Regions from separate parts of the Homo sapiens genome. Here region 1 is linked to region 2. A link is a contact called in ENCODE Hi-C or POLR2A ChIA-PET data. All regions are on one chromosome and are shown on one strand. The core of a region is the stretch at or near the end of the contact, and the rest is flanking DNA. Distances in the headings are between cores, read along the strand shown. Region 1 overlaps LOC124904088 (a long non-coding RNA gene). Region 2 holds the start of MYCBP (MYC binding protein).

Evidence for each region. A loop is a pair of places that touch in the nucleus more often than their neighbours do. ChIA-PET counts read pairs that join two places held with the same protein, here RNA polymerase II (POLR2A). Pooled maps may share reads with other maps.
Region 1: a map with no recorded cell type shows a loop between it and region 2 (3-fold over the local background). The contact joins the enhancer-like site here to the promoter of MYCBP in region 2. A Hi-C loop is called at or near these places in 1 of 37 single-sample maps with no recorded cell type and 6 of 50 pooled maps. POLR2A ChIA-PET finds 5 or more read pairs at or near these places in 8 of 52 experiments (IMR-90, Panc1, T-cell and 5 more).

What each region holds. Positions count from the first base shown.
Region 1 is chr1:39,043,114-39,049,805 of GRCh38, reverse strand. LOC124904088 (a long non-coding RNA gene) reads right to left here. Exons shown (of 3, transcript XR_007065970.1): 2 at 1,819-2,770. Among named protein-coding and RNA genes, the nearest start is that of NDUFS5, 20 kb to the right of the region's middle. Within about 2 kb of position 1,810, at least 10 of the 41 ENCODE cell types and tissues checked have a DNase peak (open chromatin) inside an H3K27ac peak, as active enhancers do; they include endothelial cell of umbilical vein, where a contact is called at or near this core.
Region 2 is chr1:38,867,313-38,874,597 of GRCh38, reverse strand. MYCBP (MYC binding protein) reads left to right here and starts at 1,250. Exons shown (of 5, transcript NM_012333.5): 1 at 1,250-1,307; 2 at 1,508-1,580; 3 at 6,988-7,036. The coding sequence starts at 1,293. GJA9 (gap junction protein alpha 9) reads left to right here. Exons shown (of 2, transcript NM_030772.5): 2 at 1-529. The coding sequence ends at 47. All of the region lies in intron 1 of RRAGC-DT (RRAGC divergent transcript), which reads right to left. All of the region lies in intron 1 of GJA9-MYCBP (GJA9-MYCBP readthrough), which reads left to right. RefSeq lists an enhancer at 1,694-2,216.

The sequences.
Region 1 (6,692 bases), core at 561-3,060, 170 kb before region 2:
GCACTCCAGCCTGGGCGACAGAGTGAGACTCTGTCTCAAGAAAAATCAAACCAAATGAAAACTAAAAATAAAAAAATCAAGGCTGTCTGTCTTTCTAGGCTGTTTATTTTCTTGTCCTTTGACTCAGAAAGCAGACTTGCAGGACACCATGGTTCACGCTTATAATTCCAGCACTTTGGGAGGCTGAGGCCAGAGGATTGCTTGAGCCCAGGAATTTGAGATCAGCCTGGGAAACAGTGAGACCCCCATCTCTACAAAAAAACATAACAAACAAACAAACAAAAAAAACAAAAAGGCCGGGCACGATGGCTCATGCCTGTAATCCCAGCACTTTGGGAGGCCGAGTCGGGCGGATCACCTGAGATCAGGAGTTTGAGACCAGCCTGACCAACATGGTGAAACCCCATCTCTACTTCTAAAAATACAAAAAATAGCAGGGCGTGATGGTGCATGCCTGTAATCCCAGCTACTCAGGAGGTGAGGCAGGAGAACTGCTTGAGCCCAGGAGGCAGAGGTTGCAGCAGTGAGCTGAGATCGCGCCAGTGCACTCCAGCCTGGGCAACAAGAGTGAAACTCCGTTTCAAAAAAAAAAAACAACTGTATTGATTAGTCAGGCATGGTGGCGCAGATCTGTAGTCTAAGCAGCTTAAGCCTGGGAGATCAAGGCTGCAGTGAGCCATGATTGCACCACTGCACTCCAGCCTGGGCGATAGAGCAAGACACTCTTTCAAAAAAAAAAAAAAAAAAAAGACAAGCTTTTCTTGGGGCTTTTGTCTGCAATCGTTGGCAGTTTTGGGTTGCTGGCTTCTCCAGTACCCATTCTGACATATATGAGGCAAAAAGAAAACTTAGGGAGGTCACTGCTGAGTCATTCCTTGGATCTGGAGGTCCCTAACCAATCTGCTTTCTTCTTGTTCAGAGTCATCTTATGTTCATTTTGTATAATATAGAGTGTTTTTGGGGTTTTTAGCTGTACTTAGCAGGAGGACTGGGGAAAAGAATATCTACTCTATCTCTCAGAAGCAGAAGTTGCTCCAGATACTTTGAAAAATTAAAGCCAGTGTTTAAAAATTCCTCAAAATGGCCAGGCATTGTGGCTCACACCTGTAATCTCCACATTTTGGGAGGGCAAGGCGGGGAGCCTAGGGGTTGGAGACCAGCCTGGACAACATGGCGAAGCCCTGTCTCTACAAAAAAATTAGCTGGCATGGGGCGGGAGCGGTGGCTCACGCCTGTAATCCCAGCACTTTGGGAGGCCGAGGCGGGAGGATCACGAGGTCAGGAGATCGAGACCATCCTGGCTAACATGGTGAAACCCCGTTTCTACTACAAAATACAAAAAAATTAGCCGGGCGTGGTGGCGGGCGCCTGTAGTCCCAGCTACTTGGGAGGCTGAAGCAGGAGAATGGCACGAACCCCGGGAGGCGGAGCTCGCAGTTAGCCGAGATCGCGCCACTGCGCTCCAGCCTGGGGGACAGAGCGAGACTCCGACTCAAAAAAAAAAAAAAAATTAGCCAGCGTGGTGGCACATGCCTGCAGTCTCAGCTACTTGGGAGACTTGAGGTGGGAGAATCACCTAAGCCCCGGGAGGTAGAAGCTACACACTCCAGCCTGGGCAACAGAGTAAGACCTCGTCTCAAAAAAATTTTTTTTCTCAAAGAAATGTAGACTTCTGGTTGCTCATGAAATGCTGGAAGATGAGTCATCCTGGGCCTGCACTTTGATTTGGTAACAGTTGGCTGTTGCTGGGTGCCCACTGCCCCGTAGACGGATTATACTGCATTGAATTTACCGTAGGTCCCACCCGTTCATACTCACTTAGAAAAGGCCCGCATCACTCATCCTTGCATGACTGCCAGAGTGTGAACTTGCTATCTCTGTATTGAAGTTGTGTTTCATCTCCAGGAAGTGTTGGCTGCAGCAAAGATTGGATGTGACACCAGAAAAAAAGAGTCATTGGCAGGATCCTTTAAGGATTCTGCTACATCACTGCAGAAGTGTTCTGTCTCCCAGCACAGAAAGTCTGCCTTAGCACATACTGTTCTGAGCAGTTACAGTTTTTAAAAAAACTTCCCCTCCCTTATCTTAGGAAACAGCTAGCCCATTTCTCCTCTTAATTAACCCCTAATCATGACTCAGTTACTCAGTTACGCTCCCAGCCCATTCTTGTGGAAGCCCTGCAAAGCAAGCCAGTGGGACCATGGAAACGTGTAATTTAGCGAAGCCTTGGATTCTCAGTGGCTGCAAAGTGAAGCCCCGAGGGGAGGTAGCTTTGTATTCTAAAACAGCAAAGAATGCTGTGTTGGTAGCTCCAGCCAGATTGGTGATCTGAGTAATGTGGACGTTTCAATAGGCCCCAGCAGAGTCCTAAAAATATAGTCTGCCTGGTCAGCTCTGCCATGTCAGTTTCTAAAACTGTCAGCACCAGTAGGGCAGCAGAACCACTCTCAAAGCAGAGGCTTTTCAACTTTTGGGTTCACTGACCGCTTTCAGGGACAGGAGGCCTCACCAGCCTCCTAGCCTCTTTGATCCCAGGCACCCTGGCTTCTTCCTGAGAGGGAAGCATGAAGGGGAAGCTGCCCATCTTCTCTTGCCTGAATCCTCACCACTCCTTGTCTGCAGCTCTGTGTCCAGGAACAGCCACTGTTGCTTCCGACAGGAGCTGAGAAATGATGAGCTCTTTGCTGTATTTTGATAAAATGAAGCCCAACGTGGACAGCAGGCACGAGGTTCCTGCAGGAACCTTGGCTTCTCTGAGGTACTCAGGCCTCTGGGGAACCAAACACAAAACAATTTGATTTGTCATCAAGGACACCAGCTCAACACATTTGCAGATGTGTTTGGCCTGGAACATCATCCTTCTCCTTGGCCACAGTGCCATGTGACTAGCCCTCCAATGCCACAGGGAAATAAGAGCACTGGTGTCAAACTAGGAGGTAACGCGATTCAAAGAGACCCTTCAGGAGGGCTTGGCCATAGATAAAAGGATGAGGGGGAAGGGTAGGCAGGAGGAGGAGAAAAAAGAAACAGCAGTAGCCATGGTTATCTTTTGTCTAGTATCTACTGTGTACAAAGTATTTTGTGTTAGATGCTGTGTGTGTGTGTGTTCACTTAATTATCAGGGAAATCCTGTGAAGTAAGAATGATCTCAGGCTGGGCACGGTGGCTTGTGCCTGTAATCCCAGCACTTTGGGAGGCCTAGGCGGGCAGATCACGAGGTCAAGAGATCGAGACCATCCTGGCTAACACGGTGAAACCCCATCTCTACTAAAAATACAAAAAATTAGCCGGGCATGGTGGCGCACATCTGTAGTCCCAGCTACTCGGGAGGCTGAGGCAGGAGAATCACTTGAACCTGGGAGGTGGAGGTTGCAGTGAGCTGAGATCACACCACTGCACTCCAGCCTGGGTGACACAGCGAGACTCCATCTCAAAACAAAAAAAGCAAAAAAAAAACAATGATCTCTACTTTGCAATTAAAGAAACTTTGACTCAGAGGCTGGGCATGGTGGCTCACTGTAATTTCAGCATTTTGGGAGGCTGAGGTGGATTAATCATCTGAGATCAGGAGTTCAAGACCCGCCTGGCCAACATGGTGAAACCCTGTCTCTACTAAAAATACAAAAAATTGGCCAGGCGGTGGCTCACGCCTGTAATTCCAGCACTTGGGAGGCTGCTGAAGTGGGCAGATCACCTGAGGTCAGAAGTTCGAGACCAGCCTGGCCAACATGGTGAAATCCTGTCTCTACTAAAAATATAAAAATGAAGGCCGGGTATGGTGGCTCATGCCTGTAATCCCAGTACTTTGGGAGGCCGAGGTGGGCAGATCATGAGGTCAGGAGATCGAGACCATCCTGGCTAACATGGTGAAACCCCATCTCTACTAAAAATGCAAAAATTAGCCGGGCGCGGTGGTGCACGCCTGTACTCCCAGCTACTCAGGAGGCTGAGGCAGGAGAATCACTTGAACCCAGGAGGCGGAGGTTGCAGTGAGCCGAAATCGTGCCATTGCACTCCAGCTTGTGCAACAAGAGTGAAACTCTGTCTCAAAAAAAAAAAAAAAAAAAAATATATATATATATATATATACACACACACACATATACAATATATACAACATTGTATGTATGTGTGTGTATACACACACACACACACACACACACACACACACATATATATATAGAGAGAGAGAGAGAGAGAAAGTCCAAAAGCGTGGCTTTTGGAACTGATTCTGGGCTAGGTATAGATCCCAGGAGAACCCGTGTTCTACAAACCTCACTCTGGGCAAAACTGACCCAGACTGGGTTTTGGGATGCTTGATGTAATGAGGCAAGTGGCGCGATCTTGGCTTACTGCAATGGAGCGGCTCCTTCTGCCTGCTGCCGTCAGATTCTCTGCTATCTGGCTGGCAGGACAATTCGCTATGGCCTGGCTTTTGCAACTGATTCTGGGCTAGGTATAGGATCCCAGGAGAACCCGTGTTCTACAAACCCCACTCTGGGCAAAACTGACCCAGACTGGGTTTTGGGATGCTTGATGTTAATGAGGCAAGTGATATGTCTACTGAACTTACTGCTCCAAGTAGGACATTGTAACTTTGAGTTCCCCTCATCCCTTTCATATTGGAGGAGTTGTCTGGGCAGCAGGAGCTACGGCAGGCCAGGGTTGCTCTAGTTTTTAGCCAGAGCTAGCAGGTAAGTGCCTCCCAATGATATGCAGATTAAAGATAAGTAATCCTGGCCCATTTCTGCTCAAGTGGCTATAGTTTGCAAGTGACAGCCACCAATTCCAGGGACTTGAATGGCTACTGGAATTGAGGAAGTCCTCCCACTGACTGGGCTGGGTAGTGCAGGGAGGGAGAGGACACCATTCTGACTGACTCCAGACTGACATCAGGACTAGTCTCCCTAGGAGTGCAGGGACTTTACCTCCTCTGCATTTTCATGACCACTGTCCTAGGCCAGTTGTGTGCCTCCTCACTACAAGCCAGCAATTGCTGGGCCAACATATGCTTCCTGAAAACACAGATCCAGCCTCTCTTGTTCTTTCCACTTATCAGGTGGCTCAAAGGCTACCCAATCAATCTTCCAAAAGCTCAGATCCTAAACCTACACGGGCTCCCCAGTACCATCAGTAACTCCTGTACTTGCTTTCATGGCTCATCTCATCTTTTCAATCTTTGCTCCCTCTTGGTGTTTGGGCCTCAACTACTTTTCTCCTCCTTCTCTCCTCCTCCTCCTCCTCCTCCTTCTTTCTTCTCCTTCTTTCCTTTTTTTTTTTTGAGACAAAGTCTCACTCTGTCACCCAGGCTGGAGTGCAGTGGCGCCATCTTGACTGACTGCAACCTCCTCCTCCCAGGTTAAAGCGATTCTCCTGCCTCAGACCACGCCCGGCTAATTTTTGTACTTTTAGTAGAGGCAGGGTTTCACCAGTTGGCCAGGCTGGTCTCGAACTCCTTACCTTGTGATTCACCTGCCTCGGCCTCCCAAAGTGCTGAGATTACAGGTGTGAGCCACTGCACCCAGCCTTTCTCCTTCTTTCTTCTTCTTCCTTCTTCTTCCGCCTTCTCCTTTGAACCCAGCAGTCAGAGGTGGCAGGGAGTCAAGAGTGTGCCACTGTATTCCAGCCTGGGCTACAGAGCAAGACTCCATCTCAAAAAATAACAATAATAAAACTTCTTCTTTCTTCTCCTCCTCCTCCTTCTTTCCTTCCTTTTTTTTTTTTCAAGACAGTCTCGCTCATTGCCCAGACTGGAGTGCAGTGGCGAGCTCTCTGCTCACTGCAACCTCCGCCTCCCAGGTTCAAGCAATTCTCCTGCCTCAGCCTCCCAAGTAGCTGGGATTATAGGCATGTGCCAACACGCCCAGCTAATTTTTGTATTTTTAGAAGTGATGGGGTTTCACCATGTTGGCCAGGCTGGTCTTGAACTCCTGACCTTGTGATCTGCCTGTCTCAGCCTCCCAATTCTTCTTTCTTCTTCCTTCCTCCTTTCTTCTTCCTCTTTTTCTTCCTCCTCCTTCTTCCTCCCTCCTACTCCTCCTGCCGCCTCCTCCTCCTTCTTCTTCTTTGTCTTTCTCTTCTTCCTTCCTCTTCTTTCTTTTTCTTCTTTTCTTCCTGTTGGGGGCAGGTGTTGCACCAAAATCCATAATGCTGACATGTAAACCAGTTCACAATGGAGGAACTCTGATTGAAGAGGATGTCAGGGATCTGCTAATTCCTTCTCCACTTCCGTTTTAAAACCGCTGCTTGAACCAAATGGTTCTGATCACTGTTGCTCTCAAATACCTCCATGCTGGCTGGGCGCGGTGCCTCATGCCTGTAATCCCAGCACTTTGGGATGCTGAGGCAGGACAATCACCTGAGGTCAGGAGTTCGAGACCAGCCTGACCAACATGATGAAACCCCATCTCTAATAAAAATACAAAAATTAGCTGGGCGTGGTAGTGTGCACCTGTAATCCCAGCTACTCTAGAAGCTGAGGCAGGAGAATTGCTTGAACCCAGGAGGTGGAGGTTGCAGTGAGCCAATATCATGCCATTGCACTCCAGTCTGGGCAAAAAGAGCAAAAATCTCCATCTCAAAAACAAAAAACAAAAAACAAAAAAACCTCCATGCTTTTGCTCATACTGTATTCTCTGTCTGTAATGCCTGGCATCTCTTCATGTCCAAATCTTCTTTCTTCTTCTTCTTTT
Region 2 (7,285 bases), core at 1-2,500:
CGAACAATCTCATTGGTAGGCGGGTTCCCACAGATCTTCAGATCTAAACAGCGGTTGGCTTTTAGACATTATATATATTATCAGAGAAGTAGCCTAGTGGTCGTGGGGCACAGAAAAAATAGATAGGGGCAGCTCTAAAGACCAGCTGTTAAGACAGACAACTGCAAACTCATTTAAGCAAGAGAAAAACAGCTCTAATTCGAGATTGTGAAGCAACACTTCTAAATTCAAAGACATAGAGTTGTCAAATCAGGATTTTTTTTTTTTTAAATGATATCCTTTCGAATGTAACTGATTTTGGGAAAATCACATGTTCAGAATTGAGGCTAAATGGTTTGATCAGGTTTTCTCTTTGAAGAGACCACAGCCTTAGGAAATGGTTCTTGATCTATACAATTCCACCTTGGACACTGGGTTAATTCTGTTTGCCCCTGGAACACAATCACGTAAGTTTCCTTCTAGACTGGCATCCTGATGTGTCTTGAGTATAATCACATGTTGCTACCTAGTAAATAAAATCTTAAGAAGATCCGTGGCTTTCCTTCACCAGTTCATAGCATCGTGATTCATTGCCCGGATTGGACTCGACTCTACTCACTGGACATCTAACCACTCCACTTAATTAACAATACCCACCCTACAGGGGTGTTGTAAGGATTAAAATTTAAAATACCCGTGTTTTCTACAGTGCCTGGCTCAAAAGCTACTGCAAGCTCGTTACTGCTCATCCTCCAGAGGCCCACATCAAGTCAGCCACGACTCAAGGAGACTCCAAAGATAAAAGCTGAAGCCAAAATATATGATTCTAAACACCCTCCTCGGCTACTGCAAAGCACTGTGAGCACTTTCTCAGGACGAGAGCCAAGAAGCCCAGCACCTATGGGTCACCACAGTTTCCGAGGTCCCAGATGAAAAAGATGCGCTCGCTACCACCGTGCGGCGGTCCTTTCTCTCGCAATAGTCTCAATGCTCCCGGGCCCTGCCTCCGGACGCCAGGACAGAGGTACCAAAATCTCACCTCCTGCAAAGAAACCTAATTGCTACGGGGGCCGGAAGAGGAAGAGGTGCGGCTCCGACAGCCAGAGGGGCGGGCATACGCAGCCTCCCTCGGCTCAGCCTGCTACTGGGGATGCAGAGCGTCCTGGTCGCCATGAAAACAGGCCACACCTCGGCGATCCCGGCCGGTGGTTTGCAAGTGCGCAGGCGCGCGCCCCCTTCCGCGCATGAGCAGTGCTGCTCCCAACCCGCCAGTCGCGGTCTCCGGCGCCAGCTACGCCGCTGCCGCTGTCACTATGGCCCATTACAAAGTGAGGGGGGCGCGGCGTGGCTGGGGGCATGCGGGCGGTAGCAAGCCGCTGGTCGGCTCTGGGTGGGAGTGGGGTCGCGCGCGCAGGTTTGGGCGGGAGGGCCCCGAGGTAGTGAGGCGGAGGCGGGGTTGCCGGACTCCCAGCGCCTTCTTCCTGCTCGGCTCCCGGGCTCTGGCCACTGACCCCCGGTGTCTCTTCAGGCCGCCGACTCGAAGCGTGAGCAGTTCCGGAGGTACTTGGAGAAGTCGGGGGTGCTGGACACGCTGACCAAGGGTGAGCCTGGGCTAGGAGAGGGTACCTCGTGCCCTCGTCGTGCTCCCCGGCGCTGCCCCGTTCCCCAGCGGGCCGTAGCGTGGGGAAGGAGGGGAAACAGATGGGGCCCGTCCGGGGTCCAGCGAGGTGGGCCTCGGGGTTCAGCAGGGACCTGGCTGCTGGACGCCGCCCGGGTGGGGTAGCCTAGCTCCGCTACCCTTCTCCGCACCGGGAGTGAAACTCTTGCAGCTGTTGCAAAGTCTCTTCAACTTCCGTTGCTTTGCCTCCAGCAGCCGCAGTGGACATGTTTGCCAAGGACCTTCAGATCCCAATTCCTCCCACCTTACGGTTTTTATGGAGTCCTCAGAATCTTGTTAAGAAAGTTTCCCTCCAACAAAGAGCAACTGGAAAAATGACCGAATTTCCAAGTGGGCTATGAAGTAGCTGAGTGAGCCTAATCCCCAAAGTAGGAGATTCATAGCGAATTTGGCTGTGGCTTTTCAGCCCCCATTCCTTAGTCTGTCTGTGTCAATTCTTATTTTGTGTATATTTCATAAAGTAGAATTACAGCTTAAAGAGCTCGAGGGCATATCAAGGTGGTTACATTGTTTTCACTTTTTAAAATGAAAGCTTACTGTTAACGCTGTATCTCTTCATTCGTGGCTTCAAGATCTAAGTTAAGTAGATGAGTAAAGTGTTGGAAACAGGAGGATTTCAAGGGGTAGGGTACAGTTTACTTTATTGGCTTAGCACTAATTTGAATGCCTGCTATGTGTCACTCAACTCACTGGGATATTCAAGGGTGTAGAATGGAATTGTTCGCAGGGATGAGGACTTGGGTCATATGAAACTAGGAAGTTTGGGAAGTGGGAAATAAATTGGTAACTGCCCTTTGGACAGAAGCAAAGTTTAGAGGAAAATTCTAGGAGCATAACTCCTGGGTCTTAGAAGAAAGAAGGCTAGTAATTTTGAATTGCTACCTATTTGGGGTTCAGATAATAGTTTACCTCTTTGCAAATAAACTTCAGCAAGTCTTAAGGGACTACTCTGTGAAAGTACTGTGCTATGTTGTCTCTGAAAGTGTCACAGATGCTTTGAATGTCATTCCGTCTAAAAACTCCTTACGTTCATTTCTTTCATTTAATAATTTTACTCAGGTGTCTGTTCTGCACACTGGAGATAAGCAGGGGAGGATAAAAGTCTCGGCTCTCATAAGCTTATATCCTAGTTGAGGGAGAGAAATACATAAATAAATATGTAGTGTCAGCTAGTGGTAAGTGGTACAGATAAAAATACAGCAAAGTTAGGGATAAAGAGTAACAGGTGAGGCCAGGCACGTGGCTCATGCCTGTAATCTCAGCACTTTGGGAGGCTGAGGTGGGTGGACTGCTAGAGGCCAGGAGCTCAAGACCAGCCTGGGCAACATGGCAAAACTCCCATCTCTTAAAAAAAAAAAAAAATTGCTGGGCATGGTGTGTGCCTGTAATCTAGCTACTGTGGAGGCTGAGGTGAGAGAATCACCTGAGCCCAGGAGGTCAAGGCTGCAGTGAGTTGTGATTGTGCCACTGGGCAACAGTGACACTCTGTCTCCAAAAAAAAAAAAAAAAAAAAGTGACAGGTGGGATGTGTGTGTCATTTTATATAGGGTGATGGGGGGAAGGCCTTTCTTAAGAAGTAATTTTTGACCAGAAACCTGAAAGAAACAGAGTTTCAGGAAGTCTAAGGAGGCCAGAGTGGTTGGATGGAGCAAGTGAAAGACTGAATGGTAAAAGGCAGAAAAATGACAGTTGTAGGCGGTAACTGACTACACAGAAGATGTTGCCCAGGCTGGAGTGCAGCGGCATGATCTCGGCTCACTGCAACCTCCACCTCCGGGTTCAAGCGATTGTGTTGCCTCAGCCTTCCAAGTAGCTGGGATTACAGGCATGTGCCACCATGCTTAGCTAATTTTTTGTATTTTTAGTAGAGAGGCGGTTTCACCACATGGGCCAGGCTGGTCTTGAACTCCTTACCTCAGGTGATCCGCTCACCTCAGCCCCGCAGAGTGCTGGGATTACAGGTGTGAGCCACCGCCCTCCACTAGAATTTAACCTCTCAATCTCCTTAGATTTCCAGGCTCCTAAATAACATCAGCCAACACAGTATTGATGTGATTTATTAAAAATTTGATTTTCAGCTCCAAACATAGGTGCTTTACACAATTCTATTTGTTTTTTTTTTTTTTTTTTTTTTTTTTTTTGAGACGGAGTCTCGCTCTGTCGCCCAGGCCGGACTGCGGACTGCAGTGGCGCAATCTCGGCTCACTGCAAGCTCCGCTTCCCGGGTTCACGCCATTCTCCTGCCTCAGCCTCCCGAGTAGCTGGGACTACAGGCGCCCGCCACCGCGCCCGGCTAATTTTTTGTATTTTTAGTAGAGACGGGGTTTCACCTTGTTAGCCAGGATGGTCTCGATCTCCTGACCTCATGATCCACCCGCCTCGGCCTCCCAAAGTGCTGGGATTACAGGCGTGAGCCACCGCGCCCGGCCTCTATTTGTTTTTACTTTTTATTTTTTTTGAGACAGAGTCTCACTCTGTCACCCAGGAATGCCTGGCCTCAAGTGATCCTTCTGCCTTAGCTTCCCCAAGTGTTGACGTTACAGGCGTGACCCACTGTGCCCAGCCTCACAAATTTAATTTACATATATATATTTTTTCGAGACAAGGTCTCTGTCGCCCAGACTGGAGTGCAGTGGTGCAGTCATGTCTCAGTGCAGTCTTAATCTCCCAGGTTCAAGCAATTCTCCCACCTCAGGCACCCAAGTAGCTGAGACTACAGGCACGCACCACCATGTCCGGCTGATTTTTAATTTTTTTTTTTTTTTTTTTTTGAGACGGAGTCTTGCTCTGTCACCCAGGCTGGAGTGCAGTGGTGCGATCTCTGCTCACTGCAAGCTCCGCCTCCCGGGTTCACACCATTCTCCTGCCTCAGCCTCCCAAGTAGCTGGGACTACAGGTGCCTGCCACCATGCCCGGCTAATTTTTTTTGTATTTTTAGTAGAGACGGGGTTTCACCATGTTAGCCAGGATGGTCTCAATCTCTTGACCTCATGATCTGCCTGCCTCGGCCTACCAAAGTGCTGGGATTATAGGCGTGAGCCATCATGCCTGGCCAATTTTTTTTTTTTTTTGTAGAGTTGGGGTGTTGCCCAGGTTGATCTCAAACTCCTGGGCTCAAGCAATCCTCCTGTCTTGGCCTCTCAAAGTGCTGGAATTTCAGGAATGAGCCACTTTGGCCTAAATTTTTACAGCTTATTTCCAAGATGATTTGAAATAGTTTATAACATTAAAACACTATGAAAGGATGGCTAAAGATGATAAATCATTTGGAAGCTGAAGCATTTTAGCTATTTTGAGCGCTATATCAACCTCTAAAAATCCTGGCTGCGAAGGCAAAAAGGGGAGCATGATTGGGTATAGAGTTCTTGTCTGATTACAAGGAAGTGCATTTCATCTATAGAACAGCACAGGAAACTTTGTATTTACAGTATCTTCTGCAACTATCAACCTTTCAAGTACCAGTGACAAATGAGAAGCTGAAAGAAATGGGGTGGGGGAATAAGAGGAGGAGAGAGTAGAGTATTAATATTCATGTCTTATAAAATGAGGATTTGGCCAGGTGTGGTGGCTCACACCTGTAATCCCAGAACTTTGGGAGGCTGAGGTGGGTGGATCACCTGAGGCTGGGAGTTCGAGACTAGCCTGACCAACACAGAGAAACCCCGTCTCTACTAAAAATACAAAATTAGCCGGGCATGGTGGCACATGCCTGTTATCCCAGCTACTAGAGAGGCTGAGGCAGGAGAATCGCTTGAACCTGGGAGGCGGGGGTTGTGGTGAGCCAAGATTATGCCATTGCACTCCAGCCTGGGCAACAAGAGCAAAACTCTATCTCAAAAAAAAAAACAAAAAAAAAAAACCAAATGAATTTCTCAAAAAATAGTGATTTTTTCATACTGTATATTATTTTGGTAAGTTATTAAAACTCTAAAAGAACAAAAGGGAAGTATGTAAGTTGGTTTACAACAGGACTTAACTTGGGGTCTAGATATCTATCACTGTTTTTTTGTTTGTTTGTTTTGTTTTTTTGTTTTTGAGACAGAGTCTTGCTCCATCGCCCAGGCTGGAGTGCAGTGGCACGATCTCGGCTCACTGCAAGCTCCGCCTCCTGGGTTGACGCCATTCTCCTGCCTCAGCCTCCTGAGTAGCTGGGACTACAGCCGCCCGCCACCACGCCTGGCTCATTTTTTGTATTTTTTAGTAGAGACGGGGTTTCACTGTGTTAGCCAGGATGGTCTTGATCTCCTGACTTCGTGATCTGCCCGCCTTGGCCTCCCAAAGTGCTGGGATTACAGGTGTGAGCCACTGCGCCCAGCCACATTTTTTTTGTGTGTGTTTACTTTTTTTGCTTTTATTAGATTTTTCAAAGGGTTCCATGCACAAAAAGGCCAACCACTGATTTAGAGTTTTTTATCTAAGTAGTAAATTCTAGGAGGAATTTGTTCCATAGATGAAGAGCAAGGCAGTGCTCATATGAGTGATTAGATATGAAACCACTCAAGTATATCTTATTTTAATGTTGATTTGAGCATGTTGACTACTGGTAAAGTTTTTGGTTGGTGGTTATTTAGCAAAACAAACTTAATTTTTAAGACCATTTTTGAATTCAGAGCTTCTTCCGGTAATTACCATAGTCCTGTTGATTCTTTCCTAAATTCTCGAATTTCTTTCTTCTCACTGTTCTCTCACTCCCATCACTCTACTGCAGGTTGCTGTCTTTTTAAACTGGATTACCACATCAGCCTTTTAACTGTTCTTCCTGTCTTTATCCTTGTCCCACTCCAGCTGGTCCACATAGCAGTTAAGAGTGGATCCTGTCACTCCCTTCCTTTAAACTGTTTAATTATGTGCCAACCAAATTTGCATGACTCTCCCTAATCTGGCCATGACCACCTTTCCAGCTTCCTTTCCTGCCAAATTACATCTCCAGCCATACTTGAATTTTCAGTTCCTCAATACATTGTTTTCTTGCTCCTGGGCCTTCCCATTTTATCTGAAACACTCAACCCCTAGGTATCAGGTCTTTGCCTTCCTTTAGGAAGCCTTCCCTGATGTCCTAGGTTTGCTTAGGTGTTCTTCCAGTGTGCTACTGCAACCCATTATCCAGTATTCCTGCTTGATACCCTCTGTCTAGTTCCTTGCATATCTTTTATGCTTGACTGTAAATTTGTTGAGAACAGGGACCTTGTCTGTCTTGTTCAGCATTGTATAGTCTTTGCAATGTGCTCAGCGTATAGTTGGCACCTAATATTTACTGGGTAATGGAACATAATTTCAGCCATTCAAATTTAATACGTCAATTGTTGCTTTTTCTGCTTTTTGATTTGCAGTGTTGGTAGCCTTATATGAAGAACCAGAGAAACCTAACAGTGCTTTGGAGTATCCTTTCAAGTCAGAAAAAGGCTTTATTTTGAAACTCTTATTTTTTTAGATAGATAATAACCTTTAAAATACTTCTGAATATTGAGAAAGTTACTTTTTTTTTTTTTTTTTTGAGACGGAGTCTTGTACTGTCACCTGGTGGGGAATGCAGTGGCGCAATCTTGGCTTACTGCAACCTCCGCCTCCTGGCTTCAAGCGATTCTCCTGCCTCACGTCTCCCAAGTAGCTGGGATTACAGGTGCCCAC